2 separate regions of the Mus musculus genome follow, and region 2 is linked to region 1. Evidence: chromatin loops called from intact Hi-C (ENCODE). Cell type or tissue: left cerebral cortex. All regions are shown on one strand.

Region 1 (8,000 bases):
GAAATATTAAATGAACTTCATTAAGACTCAACAGTTTAAAAGATGTTAAATATAAGTATGAAGGAACTGGGCATAATTGTGTACATCTTTATAATCCTAGCATCAAGAGTCAGGCAGATCTGAGTTCAAGACCAGCCTGGTCTACATGGTGACTGTGTGTGTGCATATGTATACATTTATTAAGGAAACTCCCAAAACTCTTGAAGACTAAACAAGATACTGAAGTGAAACAGAATATGTTTAGCACTTGATATTCAGTGGCTAATGTTAGCATCCATTTCCTTTACAAGAGACGGTAAAAGACCCATGTAGTCTAAGGAGGGTCATCTGAGTAACAGGAGATTCTCCCTAGATGAAAATCAATTTATATTTTATAATTAAAAAATACTTTTCTTAAAGATTTATTTATATTATATGTAAGTACATTGTTGCTGTCTTCAGACACACCAGAAGAAGGCATTGGATCCCATTACAGATGGTTGTGAGCCACCATGTGGTTGCTGGGATTTGAACTCAGGACCTTTGGAAGAACAGTCAGTGCTCTTAACCACTGAATCATCTTTCCAGCCCCTAATTAAAAAATATTTTAAGAATATTATTTATTTTATGTATATGGGTTTGCCTACATGTATGTCTGTGCACCATGTGTGTGCTTGCTGCTCAACTTGGTCAGAAGACAAGGTTAGATCCCCTGAAACTAGAGTTATAGGTAGTTGTGAGCTGCCATGTAGGTGCTGGAAATTTAACCCCGGTTCTCTGGAAGAGCAGTATTCTTAACTTCTAAGCCATCTCTAAGCCTTTCACTTATAATTCTTAATTCAGCTAAAAATAATCTTCTCTAAAATTAACCCTGCCTCATTAAGAATTGTCTTATCAGGCATGGCAGCATGCTTGTAACTCTAACAGAGAGGAAACTGAGGCAAGAGGACTTTTTAGTTTGAGGTCAACTTGGGCTACATGCTATATAACAGTTGTAGGCTAGCTGGAATTACACAGTAAGACACAGTCTCAAAAACACCAAACAAACAAAAGAAGAATCTTTTCCTCTTTAAGTTTCCTTTTTCTTTTAATTTTGTAAAGATAGGTCCCATTTTGTAACTTGGGTTGGTTTCAGATTCAATGTGTAGCCCAGGCTGGCCTCAAATAAACAGCAATCCTTCTATCTCCGTCTCTCAAGTATTGGACTACAGGCACACCTACTTTCCTCTTTATATTTCTTTAAGGTATTAGTGGTATATCCTATATATTATTATATTTTGTGCTATAATGTTATATATATATACTATATATAAATCATGCAATGTATATAAAGTATACACATGTATATAACTAACTAAGATTGCCAGTTGCTCATAACCAAAGAGTATATGTGTGTTATCTCCTTTCAATTTCTCAGATTATTTCAGTACCATGCTGTGGAAAGATATTTAAAAGGTACACCATGATATGAAATAAAGAAAAAACTGCATGATAGTACTAGTTGAAAAATATATATTGACATCATAAGCTTTTCTATTTCTCTATATAGCGGTGTCTTTCCTTTCTGGGTACTGACCGGCCGCAGGGCTACTGTTATCAATCACTAACGTTGGGTTGTAGGGAATGCAGCTTATGCATATTTCCTGTAGCTGAACGGAGTTCAAGGGCTGAAGAGAAAATGGTACTAGGAACCAACTCTTGTATCAGTTTACTGAAGCAACTCAATCACATAACAATTAGATAATACACAGAATGTAATATAAGCCAGGCCACAGGCAAACGTGCCATTCTCTTGTTTGCTGTTTAGGGATTTAGGAGGCTGGAAGATATATATAGACACACTCACATGCCAGAGAAGACAGGCTTCAGGGAAAAGGTGGCATTTGGACATGTACTTGAGGGAAAATGTAGATTCGGACAGACCCATAACTCAAGAGAAAAGAGAGCTGAGGAAACTTCTTGTTAGTTTGGAAATAGTCTCATTTCCTTACAAAGCCCAATCTGGCCTGCCACTCATATGCCTCATACCTCAATCTCTCTCTTGGATCACAGCTATGTACCATCATGTACAGCCTAAGAAAAGTTTGTCTTTTTTTTTTCTTTTTTTTTTTGAGATATGCATGGGGTCTAGTTTCTAAGCATATACACAAGAAGGGGAGAAGACTGTCAGATCTATTTATATTGTTATTCTCAAAGGGTGGGGAAACTGATTTATATGAACAGTGTAAACCACCACCTCCTGGCTTTAGTAAACCAGCAGCTCCCAGACACAAGCTCCGTTGCCTTTTGACAGGCAGGTACCAATTCAAGGATGATTCCTCCAGTGGAGCTGGTGGCTTCTGACAATTTAAGAAGGAAGGATAACCATTTCTGAGAAAAAAATCAGTGTAGGAAAAACCTGATATCTGGCGGCAAAGACCAACAGATATCCAGGAAACAGTGAACTGAGAATAAAGGGGACAGGCTAGAATTAAGGCAAACCAGCCAAGCATTTTAGAAACACAGTTCTGGATATATCGAAAAGATTTAAATAGTAAAACCAACCTGACCACAGCACTTTTCTGCTTCAAAGACTTGAGTAAGGCAGGATCTCCACACCACCTGTAAGTGGAGTCAAGAGAGAAGGAGGCTGGTCACAGGCAAACTGCAGTGCACATCAGCTGCTCTCTTCTCTCTAATCCTCTCTGTGTATTTAAGTTTACCTCTTACCCTTTTCTCTCCTTTCCTACTCTCCCAACCCCTTCTAAATCCTTTTTCAAGGATTTGGTTAATTAGTCTTTAGAACAGAAACCATCTACAATTTAAATGAGAGAAATTAATAGCAGGAAGTAGCAATACCAGTAATAATAGGGGCTCTGCATACAGCGTGTGTGGTAGGTATACTTGCCTACTCCCAGGAGAAGTGACAAAGGACCAAGAAGGCCCTTGAGACAAAAGGCCTTTAAAAAAAAGGAAAAAAAAAAGCCTTAACTATTTGCCCCAGTGCAGGTCGGAGGAGTGGGAGGAAAGACGACATCACTGTTGCCCTGGGTTGAGTCACCAGTGGGTAACAGGATTGCAGCAGGCTTTTCTGGTATCAGTAGAGCCACAGTCCCTACTGAAAAGATGTCCTGGGAGGCAGAGAGGTGGCTGGGAACTTTATCCTCCCTTGCTTCCAGCCCCTTGCTTGTGCCTCCCACTGGATCAACTGACAAAGAACAGACCTAAGGCAAGCAGAGCCAGGAAGAGCACAAATGGCAGAAGCTTTCTTCATACTTAAACTAAAATAGCACATCCAAGACTCAGCCACTCCATACTCAGCTGCACTATAAATGAAGTTTGTGTCATTGTAATAAAACAAGTGACGTTAATTCTAAACCATGAATTCTAAAAACAATTCATTTTGATTTTATGAGAGATCACAATGCCCATGAGAACTCAGGAAGCAAAGCAAAAAGCTGGCAGAGAGCCTAGGGTGTGGGACTAGGAGTCCCACGAGGCAGGCTAGCATTCACCCAGCTCTGACGTGGGCATGAGAAGGAAAAGGGACGTAAGGAGGACAGACAAACTCATAGGAGAGTGAGAATTCAGAGTAACACGGTGAAACTGATTGTAAGAACGGTAGGACAGACAGGCATAGGGAGAGGGAACTGGAGTCAGACGCAAACAAGGCGTCAGGATCAGGTGCAGCAGAGTCTTTCTGAAAGGGAGGCACATGCCTCTCTAGTCACTGCAGGGCTAGTTGGCTCTCAGCCACTCTTCTGACATGTGTTCTACCACATTCTCCACAGTTTGACATACAGTTCCAGATTTCACTCTCTTTATCCTTTTACATAAATTCTCATGTACTGAGAAATAGATTCAAATGTGCTACATAATCAAGGGATAACCTTGAACTTCTAACCTCTAGCTTCTACCTCGGGAGTTGTGGGATTTTAGGCACATATGCCATGGTGACTGCTTTATAGGGTGCTGGGTGGAGGCTGAACAGAGACTTCGTGCAGGCTAGGCCAGAACTCTACAAACTGAGCAATACTACAAGCCCCAGTGTGAGCTTGTTAGGTTTCTTTCTTTCTCGAGACGGGGTCTTACTCGGTAGCCTGGGATGGCCAGGAACTCACAGAGCTCTGCCTTCCTCTGCCGACCATGATCAGTCTTTTGATTCTTAATCATGATTCTGTTTATGAGCACTTCCTTCTCCCCACCACATTTTAAGATCGGACCAAAATAATAACTGTACAAGAACCAAGTAAAGTGAACGGGGTGCAGCTGGTCTCAACCCCACTCCTTAAGTGCGTGCACTGAGAATCTCTGTACGCTCCTGCCTCTTGCAGCCAATGTTAATCTACTGAAAAGCTTAGAGAATAATAGTAATTTTAAAATTTTTGAAACTAAGAGAAAGGCATTGATTATGGTCCCCATTTGTAATTCCAGCATTTAGAAGGCAGCTGAAAGAGAAACAGGAGTTCAAGGCCACCCTTAGTTACATAGTGAGTCTTAGACCAATCTGGGCTCTATTAGACCCTGTCTTAAAAACATAAAAGCAAATGTTTCACATTGATCCCTGGAGGAGTCTGAGGATGAACAGAGTTTGGGGTTAACACAGCAAAATCCTGTATCAAAACCAATCAAAAGTTTAAGATAAACATAAAAAAATTCAAACTAGATAAAAGCCATCATTACATTTGCCCCCATAGTACCTCTGTAGTAAGGGCCTTATGGTATCCCAATATTCCTGGAAAAGCAGGAACAAATTTGTGGGTAAAGATAGATAGCTACAGAGTGCACTGAATTCTCCTTCAGCAGAATCTGCAAGAAATATCAAGATATATTTGATGAGCACATTATTCTGATCTACAGTGTTAAAGGAGCTCTTCATTATTTATACTCATTTCTATCTGCTCCATAAAACAGTGGGTGGCAAGTAAGCCACAGTGATCCTTTTATAAAACGAATGTGAGTCACCCCATCAGATGGCTCCTATGACTATCACTTAGTATACAATACAAAGTCTCTTCTTCTGGGGTTAGTATGTGGAGACAGGTGGTACTTTGCTGATGATACAACCCAGGGACTGGATTGGTGAGGTGCTCTACTGAGTTCGACCCTAGCTCACAAAGGCTTTATTGTGGCATAAATGCCCAGATAAAATGCATACATCTGGCTACCTCCTGGACCTTCCTGCGCAGGAGGTTTCCAGCTGGAATCAAATCTTCACTGTTCTCTTACTATGCCAAGCAATACCTTACATTGAAAGGCTCTTCACCTCTCTGTCAGCTGAGCTCCTTCTATGCTGCTCTTTGTTTAATTCTCCTTGGAGAAAAGTCTTCCTTGACTACCTATGTCCTTGAGTCCTGACCCTGGCTGTGATCAGCTTTACTTTGCAGGACTCATTACCATTTGGTATTATACCTTGCATATTTAAGCTTTGCTTAGATTTGCCTGAATCCTAAAAAAGAAAATACTTTATTTTTTTATGACAGCTTTGGATAAGTACATGAACTTGCTGTGTGTGGCAGCACACAGAAATTACTTGGAGAGTAGCATTCTATTTTATAGAGAACCCTGACAAAGGTTGACCACACCTATTGAACTGAATTCAAGATAAGGATGTTAACAGCTGGTAAAGGTGACCCCATTTATGTATCCTCAAGGGACAAAATGATCCTCTGGATAATTCTGGGCAATTTAAAAAAATCAAACAAATACTCTGACTCTCACAAAGAGGACATAGTATGTAAGGAAGCCTTCTCTATTTTTGTCTAGATTTAGAAATAAGTAAAAGAACAAGAAATGATACTGTTAGTAAATGCAGGTTTTTGATGTTCAGAAGGCCTTTTTGATCATTATTTTATCCATTAGTATAGCTATGTATTCAAAATCCAAAGTCAAGTATATAATAAAGTCACCTTCCTGTCTGAATAGTTCTTTTCCATAAAGGTAACAAACATCTCTAATTTTCTATATATCCTTCAGTTAATAGTCTTCATATATGTAGTTTATTTTATTTTTGAGGCAAGTTCTCACAATATAGCCTTAGGAAGCCTGGACCTCCCTATGGAAACCAATCTGCTTCAAACTAATAGAAGTCAGCCTGCCTCTGCCTCCTGGGTACCGGGATTAAATTGTATGCCACTACATTCAGCTTGCACATATGTATGTTTAAAAAAAATTGTATGCATGCCTGTGTATGTACACATGTACATGTGTGTATGTATTGCTTTCACATGGAGGCCAGAGGACAATTTTTAGGAGACAAGTTCTTTCTCTTCACTTTGTTAAGCCAGGTCTGTCTTGTTTCTGTTGCTAGCTGGGCCACAGCCTTCAGGGTGCTTCTCCTGTCTCTGCTCCCATTTCTTCATAGAAATGCTATGATTACAGTTGCTTGCCACCACATCTGGATTTAAAATTTTTATTTACTTTTTATATTTTCTTATTTACTGGGGGAGGGGAAGGGCATGACTATATACAGTGTGCATGTTGTGGGTTTGAGAACAACTTGTAAGAGTTAGTCTACCCTTCTTCTGTGTGGGTTCTAGGGAGTAAACTTATGCTGTCAGGCTCGGCAACAAGTACCTTAGCCAGGGAGCTATCATGCTGTCTGCCCTACACTCAGCCTATTCTGTGAGGAGTGGGGATTGAACTCGGGTCATCATGCTTGAACAGCTCGCACCACTGTCTGCCCCATGCTCTCCCTCCCTGGCTTGCAGGTGCTCTAAAAACACAGGATTTAACTATGCACACTCAGGAACCACCAGGAGGATCTGTGGCTTATGAAAGCAAACTAGATTTTGGCCTCACTTTTAATTTGAACTCGCCCTGGGCAGGGGACCTGGGTTCAGCATGAACACAGACGATGGGTAGGGCAGGGGCGGTTCCACTGTTCTCTCTGTCAGTGAAGACAAGTCTCCATTCGCTGTCTGATTTCAGTCTTCTACTTACTGGCAAACAGTTCTTCAGGCGGAGCTACTCCAAGTAAATAGTGGAAAAGCAGTGCAGCACAGCGGAGGTAAGGGGTGATGCCGTTCCTCAGGGAGAGCCACAGGTACCAGCCGGGAGCACCGCACCCAGCGAGGCTAGGATTCCAGAACAGAACATTTACCAGACTGGAACTAGAGTTTAAACACGACCCCTGATAAAATCACATCTGGTTAATGACTTAGTTTCTAAGCATTTTTTTAAAAAAGTATTCAGTTAGCCAATAGTTTTTATGTCCACCTGACAGCGACACTAAAGCCCTCAGCACTAGGCAAAGACTCTCCAAGGGCTAAACCCAGCCTCTACCAGGGAGACTTTGAAAAGCGATCAGCACATTCTCTTTCCTTAGGTAAGGATAAAAACAAAGCAGAACTAAACAAAAGTCAATTAAAAAAACAAAAACACAAACAAAGCATTTTAAAGTATCTTGACTCACACAAGATTCTCCCTGCAACATACAGCAAGGCTTATAAGCTTTCATTTCGCCCCATTGTCACTGAGATAAAAACCAAAACCAAACCCTCTTCACCGTTGCAATGAAATAAGAAGAAAAACTTAATAAAGTGACAGGATTTCCTAAAAAAAAAAAAAGAGTATGTTCCTAGTGCCTATATAAACCCTGACAGTAATCTGTGGGATAACGAGATGACTGCAATGGTCAAACTTAAATAATTCAAACTATGGCTTTCAACTAACAATAGCATGTCAACATTATTGGTTCTACCGGTTTTAACAAACGAATCACCAAAATACAAAACTGTGTACAGGGAAATAAAAGTGAACATTTTTTTTTTCAAGACAGGGTTTCTCTGTGTAGCCCTGGCTGTCCTGGAACTCACTTTGTAGACCAGGCTGGCCTCGAACTCAGAAATCCGCCTGCCTCTGCCTCCCGAGTGCTGGGATTAAAGGCGTGTGCCACCACACCCGGCAAAAGTGAACATTTTAATTCTCTGCTCAATTTCCTTGTAAACTTAAATTGGCTGTATATATTATATATAGTGATTATACAGTATATGCAGATTAAAATATAAATGCAAAATTAGTTCCCACATTAATAATTAAAA
Region 2 (8,000 bases), 100 kb before region 1:
AGGGAGTGGCATCTCCTGTCCCCTCCTCCCTTGCCCCTCACCACCTGCAGTAGTTGGAAAAGCTGGCCCTGGGAATCATGAGAGCCTGTAAGCTGGTCCTGCCCCTCACTGGCTGCAACTGCAGCACTAGGGACAGCAGGCTCTGCACCTTGCTTGGGCAGACATAGTAGAGCTGGCCCAGGTCTAGGGAACCAGTGAGCTAGCCCTGAAGACAGAGAGAAAGAGAGTTGGCCCATATATGGCAGCTGGGAGAACTGACCCTGGGGTCATGAGAGCTGATAAGCTAGCCCTGCCCCTCAGCAGTTGCAGCACAGTAGAGCTGGCTTTGGTGGAGGAGGCACAGGTGAGCTAGCCCTCAGAGGGTGAGAATAAGGTGGTGTGGGTGCAGAGGTGATGCCCTCCCCGACACCCTCTCACCACCTGCAGTAGCCCAGAGAAATGGCCCTGGGGGCATGAGATCAGAAGGGCTAACCCTACCCCTAGCATGGACAACACAGTGGAGCTGGCCCTGATGGCAAAGGCACTGGTGAGCCAGTCCTAAGAGTGTGAGAGTGGTAAAGGCTGGCCCAGCCTCTCACCAGCTACACTTGGAGAATGGGCCCTGTACCTTGACTGAGTAGCACAGTAGAGCTGGCTCTGGAGGTGTAGGTACAGGTAAGACTGGTCCAATGGCATGAAAGCAGAAGAGATGACTGCCTCCTCCTGATACCAGCATTGATTGGGTAGCCTAGCTGGAGCAGTAGACAGCTCACTCTAGTAACACGGATAGGGCTGACCAGCCCAGCTACCACCCAGGCCCAGATCCAGGGATCTGAACTGGCCTACCCAAAATCTATTATCATCTGCAAATAGTTGGGACACGTGAAAGGACCAGACCTGCTGTTTCAAAGCTGGAGGATCTCCATGACACAGGTATTTGAGAGGCATCTTGATAAGGATCCAATATTCATGATGTCACAAAAGCCAGGGATCTTGAACCAGACCAATGACTCATTGCAATGAACATTTGCAAGTAAAGATGTGTGGACAGAGGGATATACTGTGGGACACACTGGAACTTACTACAGTGTAACCTCCTTCCAGCCTAGCAAGGCTGGCTGAGACCATCCACCACTTAGGCTGAGCCACCTGCTGTGCTGCTTCTCATCACTCTCCTTTGATGTGCCACTACCTGCTACCTGCCTGAGGCCGAACCAGTTCTCCTAGATCTTCTGGAGTTAACACCAAACTGTGATTTTCGAGGGTTCCTGCTAAAAGGCTGATCTGACAACTTCACAAGGAACTTTGCATGACTGGGAATGGGCCTCCCCTCTCCTTTATAAAGCATGTCAGGCCAACATTAAAGTTGAGTCTTGACCAGAATTCAGTCTTGACTCTATTTCTTTCTCTACCCACCTAGATTCCCTCTTTTCTTTCAGTTCCAAGATGCATCCCAGGCTCGAATCCAGACATGAGAGCCACAGGGCGGCCCCAACACTATAGCTTCCATTATGAGATGCTTTCTATGTTTTTTTTTTTTAATTCTTGTTTGTCTGTTTGTTTGTTTGTGTTTTTTATTTTGGAGGGAGGATGCAAGGGCAAAAGGCAGATATGAGGGGACAGGGGAAAGAGCAGGACTGAGGTACCCATTGTGAAACTCACAAAGAGTCAATAAAATGTTTTGTTTTGTTTTGTCTAAAAACAAAACAAAACATTACAAAAAAAACACATCTGGGCAGTGGTGGTGCACGCCTTTAATCCCAGCACTTGAGAGGCAGAGACAAAGGCAGAGAGGCAGAGAGACAGAAGCTGAGTCAGGCGGATTTCTGAGTTCGAGGCCAGCCTAGACTATAGAGTGAGTTCCAGGACAGACAGGGCTACACAGAGAAACCCTGTCTCGAAAAAAAAACAAGATAAAACAAAACAAATAAACAAACAAAAACCAACCAAACAAAAAAAACCTGACAGGAGTACCTATAGATACTAAGTACTGCCTTGATGTAATTTCCTAAACCAACACAACACTATCACTCTCTGGTTGTTGAAATAGTGTTACTACAGTCCAAGAGGGCCTCAAACAAATGTTCTTCCTCCCTTAGCTTCCAATGTACTGGGATTTGTGCTATCCACCACAGCATCTGGTTAGAAACGTTTTAAAAGGAAAGTCTCATGTTTAAGTAAGACATATATAAAAGGTTTTTGATAGGTAACAAACTAGCTATCTTCTCTAGGTCTACATCTGCTATTAGAGTATGCAATAATAGACTATTAGATAAGTTATTAGACCTGTGTGACTTGATAAGAATGACCCATAAAGATTTCCTTAATCGGCTGGAGAGATGGCTCAGTGGTTAAGAGCACCGACTGCTCTTCTGAAGGTTCTGAGTTCAAATCCCATCAACCACATGGTGGCTCACAACCACCCATAATGAGATCTGATGCCCTCTTTTGGTCTGTCTGAAGACAGCTACAGTGTACTTACATATAATAAATAAATCTTAAAAAACCAAAAACCAAAAAAACTGCAGATCTTCTGGAAAACTGTTATCACACTGATACCGGTCACCAAAACATCCAACCAATCACATCAACACTCCTCACTTATCCTCACCCATCACCTGTTCTCTGCCATGACTGCTTTGCAAACAGCAGAGAACAGAAAAGAGTCACATTATATACACTGTGTAAAACAGAAAACACCATGTCTACTCCATCCCTCCCCAAGTAAAAAATAACCATATTTGTTCTATTACTAAGTAACAAAGATGGCCCTTAGAGAATATCAAAATGAAAAACTTAGAATGTGAATCATCTTCATTTAAGAAGGAAAGTATATAAAATGCAAATATAAGAGGAACACTGCAAGGGCTGGTGAGATGACTCAGCACTTAAGAACACTTACTGTTCTTCCAGGGGAGTGGTTTGATTCTCAACACCCACAGGGTTGCTCACGACCATCTGTGACTCCAGTTCTAAGGTGTGCTGGCTAATTTTATGTAATTTGCTACAAACTAGAGTCACCTGAGGGAAAGCAGCCTCAAATGAGAAAGTGCTTCCATAAGATGGCACTGCAGGCAAGCTTGTAGATTATTTTTCATAATTAGAGACTGATGTGGGAAAGCCCAGCTCATTGTGGGTGGTGCCATCCCTTAGTTGGTGGTCCTGGGTTTATAAGAAAGTAAGCTTAGCAAGCCAGGAGGAGTGAGCAAGTCAGCAGCACTCCTCAATGGCTTCTGCATCAGCTCCTGCCTCCAAGTTCCTGCCCTGTTTGAGTTCCTGTCCTAACTTCCTTTGATGATGAACAGTGATATGGAAGTGTAAGCCAAATAGATCTTTTTCTCCCCAAGTTGCTTTGATCATGGTGTTTCATCATGGCAATAGTAACCCAAACTAAAGCCCAAACCAACCCTCTTTCCTGACCTCAGCAGACACCAGGCATAGACATAGACATACATGTAGGCAAAATATCCATTATAAAATAAATAAATATTTTAATAGGGGGAAAAATAAAGGACATTTTGCTGAGTGTGGCAGTTTAAACATGCTTGGCCCAGGCAGTTGCACTATTAGGAAGCACGGCTTTGTTGGAGGAAGTGTGTCACTATAGGGGTGGGCTTTGAGGCCCTCCTAGCTGCTATCTGCTTTTGGAACAAGATATAGAACTCTCAGTTCCTCCAGTAGCATACCTGCCTGGATGTTGTTATGCTTCCTGCCACGATGATAATGGACTTAACCTCAGAACCTGTAAACCAGTCCCAACTGGATGTTGTCCATTATAAGAGTTGCAATGGTCATAATTCCTCTTCACAGCAGTAAAACCCTAACTAAGACACTGGACACAGTGGCAACAATCTGATCCTAGCACTTTGGAAAACTGAGGCGAGAGAACTGCAAATCTGAAGCCACTGAGCTACACAGTTGAGACTGTCACAAAAACAAACACACACACACAAAACCCAATTGAAAAATCTCAAATACAATATTATCTCAATTTGTTAGACAATCTGTGTAATTTATTATATCAATAGCTATATGGGAAAAAAGTTCACTCACTTCGGTCTTTCAGACCCAAAGTTTGTTGACTCTCTCTGCTTTATTTTCTGTTTATAGTTTAAATAACAACTGTAATTTCACAAAGAAATTACTACTATATAAAAATAAATTCACTTTGGGATAGGCATGAACACAAACAACACTTTAAAATTTAAAACTTTCGGGCTGGAGAGATGGCTCAGCGGTTAAGAACCTGACTGCTCTTCCAGAGGTCCTGAGTTCAAATCCCAGAAACTACATGGTGGCTCACAACCATCTTTAATGGGATCCGATGATACCCCCTTCTGCTATATCTGAAGACAGCTACAGTGTACTCATATAAATAAAATAAATATATCTTTTAAAAAAATTCTAGCCAGGCAGTGGTGGCACATGCCTTTAATCCCAGCACTCGGGAGGCAGAGGCAGGCAGATTTCTGAGTTTGAAGCCAGCCTGGTCTACAGAGTGAGTTCCAGGACAGCCAGGCCTACACAGAGAAACTCTGCCTCAAAAAACAAAATAAATTAATTAATTAATTAATTAATTAAAAAATTTAAACTTTCAACAGCAAGTAGCAGAGTCCAGTGGAAATGAAATTATATTCTAATATATATTATTACTCTCTGTGGGGTTGCATTTATGCTTTCAGGAGTACAACTGTTTTTGCATTAAGCTTTGACCAGGTTCTCTCTGTAACAAAGACAATTTAAGGCAAACTTAGCTGAACTTTGGAAAGGCTCATTAACTGCTACCCTACAGAATTACTTCAGTGGTCACAGATGAACAAAGCCAGTAATATTTACTGACTGCCAGCACACAGCTCAGGCAGCTTTCAACAGATATGTAATCTGGTTACACAGTTTCTTCTGGTCAAGAAATTGTTACAAAACTTATTATCATGTTCTATATCAGTGGTTCTCAACTTTCCTAAGGCTTCAACCCTTTAATACAGTTCCTCATGTTGTGGTGACTCTCAACCATAAAATTATTTTCATTGCTATTTCATAACTGTAATTTTTCTGTTATGAAACATAATGTAAATATCTGTGTTTTCCAATGGTCTTAGACAAACCCTGAGAAGTGGTCATCTGACACTCCCCCAAGGGGTCACAAACTAGGTAAATCATGTCAAGAACAGAAAAATTTGTTACTTAATAATCTGACTAATGAAGTAAATTCACCCAAAGGACTCTCATCTCACCTGTTTGCACACATTCCACATCACCAGCATCATGTTCATTTCACATCTCCTAGGCTATATTAAAAGAACATTACTCTAGGAACCTTCTATACTTAGTTCTGTCATCCTTAAGTCTATAATGAGTAAAAGCAAAGACTAAGAGAAAGAAAAATCAATGCACACAACTCACAAAGACGGTTACCTGGTAGTCCGGTTTTGTAAAATAATCCAAAGAGGAAATATGGTCAAGAAAGGTGCTGAATTCTGGAGGGAGGTGTTTTAACATGAGCCTGTGGTCATATCTCTCCTTAATGGAGCCTACTTGCTCCTGGAAGGGACAGAGAACAGGAACCAAAGTCAGCTTTTCTCGGAAGCCATGGCTTACACACTGACGATTAACACTGTCAAGATTGAAACAGGCTATGCAATAAATGTGCTATAAAGTACTAAGCAAGAATCAGTGCTCACTAATGGCTTTACTTATAGTGCTTCAAAGTGGGGAGGGAAGATAATATAATGCAGAGCTTACATTAACATGGAGCCTATGCCCGTGAACTGATAGTCCCCAAGAGCTCTTTAAACTGGGTCTACTATCTTCATCAACATAGTATTTCTAGTTTTCCAAACAAAATAAACTGGTAATTAAAAACTAAAAGCTACAATTCACATCAGAAGAAATTCTGCCTCTGCCTCCTGAGTACTAGGATTAAAGGTATGCACCATCAATTGCTGGGATGAAGGATAAATTTGTATTCTTTCCCCTATCAAAATTGACCTTATGATTCAAAATTACCTTGTCCTTTATTTTTCTCCAAGGCAGTTGGCCAACCACAAACTCCACCAACATGTAGAATAAAGACCAAAGGTCATCATGTCTTCCCATTTCCTTGGGAAATAAAAGAGAATTCATTCATATTCTATTACCAATTCTTCTGAGTGCATCACATTGTTTAAAGGCATTAAATATATTTCCCATAAATCATCTGGTAAACATCTGTATGTCTGCATAGGTGCGTATCAATCCAAATGCACAACACATACACGAGAGAGAGAGAGAGAGAGAGAGAGAGAGAGAGAGAGAGAGAGAGAGAGAGAGAGAGAGAGATCCTGGGTTATATTTTCTTTTTTTTTTCTTTTTTTGTTTGTTTGTTTTTCGAGACAGGGTTTCTCTGTGTAGCCCTGGCTGTCCTGGAACACACTTTGTTGACCAGGCTGGCATCGAACTCAGAAATCCACCTGCCTCTGCCTCCCGAGTGCTGGGATTAAAGGGGTGTGCCACCACGCCCGGCAGGTTATATTTTCAAAACCACAAAAACAGCCACCACCAAGAAGCAAAAACAACATAGGCTGAGATGCAGCACAGCTGGAAGAATAACTGCCTAACATGCATAAGGCCTTGGGGTATGATGCCCAGTACCACATAAAACAGCAGGGGCAGTGCATGCTATAATCCCTGAACATGAGAGGGAGAAGAGGGATCAGAAGTTCAAGGCCATCCTTGCTATTTAGTGAGTTTAAAGCCAGCCTAAAACATTAGAGATCCTAACTCAAAAATCAACCAATAAAAAAACCCTCTAAAATCAAGAAATGCGGAAAATACAATTAATATTTTATTAATTAATGAGTGCTTTAAGAAGTAAGGGATAGGGCTGGTGAGATGGCTCAGTGGGTAAGAGCACCCGACTGCTCTTCCGAAGGTCAGGAGTTCAAATCCCAGCAACCACATGGTGGCTCACAACCATCCGTAACGAGATCTGACGCCCTCTTCTGGAGTGTCTGAAGACAGCTACAGTGTACTTACATATAATGAATAAATAAATCTTAAAAAAAAAAAAAAAAAAAAAAAAAAAAGAAGTAAGGGATAAGGGGAGCTGGAGAGATGGCTCAGTGGTTAAGGGCACTGACTGCTCTTCCTAAGGTCCTGAGTTCAAATCCCAGCAACCACATGGTGGCTCATAACCATCCATAATGAGAACTGATGCCCTCTTCTGGTGTGTCTGAAGACAGCTACAGTGTCTTACATATAACAATAAATAAATCTTAAAAAAAAAATAGAAAAAAAAAAAGAAAGAAGTAAGGGATAGGGCTGGAAAGATTATCTCAGTGGTTTTTAAGAGCACTGACTGCTCTTTCCAGAGGTCATGATTTCAAATCCTAGTAACCATATGGTGGCTCACAACCATCTGTAATGAGATCTGATGCCCTTTTCTGATGCGTCTGAAGACAGCTACGGTGTACTCATATAAATAAATAAGCCTTAAAAAAAAAGAGAGACAATAGGAATGTAGCTCGGTGATAGACGACTTGCCTATGAGGAAAAGGGCCCTAGACTTTACTGCCAGCATTGCAAAATTTTTATTCATTCACTTATTTATTAATTTTTTAAAATTTTGTCAAATTTTTTAAATAAAAAAATGTTAGCTGGTCAGTGGTGGCACACACCTTTAATCCCAGCACTTGGGAGGCAGAGGCAGATAGATTTCTGAGTTTGAGGCCAGCCTGGTCTACAGAGTGAGTTCCAGAACAGCCAGGGCTACACAGAGAAACCCTGTCTCAAAAGACAAAAATAAATAGATAAAAAATAAAAACAAATTTTAAATGTTGCAAAGAATTCACACCAGAAATATCCGGACCCAAAGACAATTTCTAAAAATAAAGATAAGAGTAATCCTAAAAGAGTTATTTTTTCCTCTCCTAGACATATATCCAGAAGATGTTCCAACTGGTAAGAAGGACACATGTCCCACTATGTTCATAGCAGCCTTATTTATAATAGCTAGAAGCTGGAAAGAACCCAGATGCCCCTCA

The links. A loop is a pair of places that touch in the nucleus more often than their neighbours do. Peaks named below come from ENCODE experiments on the same cell type or tissue, not always from the same donor. Only the 100,000 strongest peaks of a DNase experiment are listed, where the experiment ranks them.
Region 2: it touches region 1 in a loop (4-fold over the local background); 2 of 42 quality-filtered maps call a loop at or near these places.

What each region holds. Positions count from the first base shown.
Region 1 is chr2:120,868,466-120,876,465 of GRCm38, forward strand. Ubr1 (ubiquitin protein ligase E3 component n-recognin 1) reads right to left here. Exons shown (of 47, transcript NM_009461.2): 41 at 6,901-7,034; 42 at 4,659-4,767; 43 at 2,524-2,580. Among named protein-coding and RNA genes, the nearest start is that of AV039307, 22 kb to the left of the region's middle. In left cerebral cortex, no CTCF peak of the experiment used is centred here; DNase peaks (open chromatin) are centred at 3,196, 3,433, 3,963 and 4,933; H3K27ac peaks cover 2,206 bases.
Region 2 is chr2:120,767,835-120,775,834 of GRCm38, forward strand. Ttbk2 (tau tubulin kinase 2) reads right to left here. Exons shown (of 16, transcript NM_001024856.2): 9 at 5,986-6,078; 10 at 5,395-5,520. Among named protein-coding and RNA genes, the nearest start is that of Cdan1, 40 kb to the left of the region's middle. In left cerebral cortex, a CTCF peak has its summit at 3,032 (motif pointing right); a DNase peak (open chromatin) is centred at 2,917; H3K27ac peaks cover 838 bases.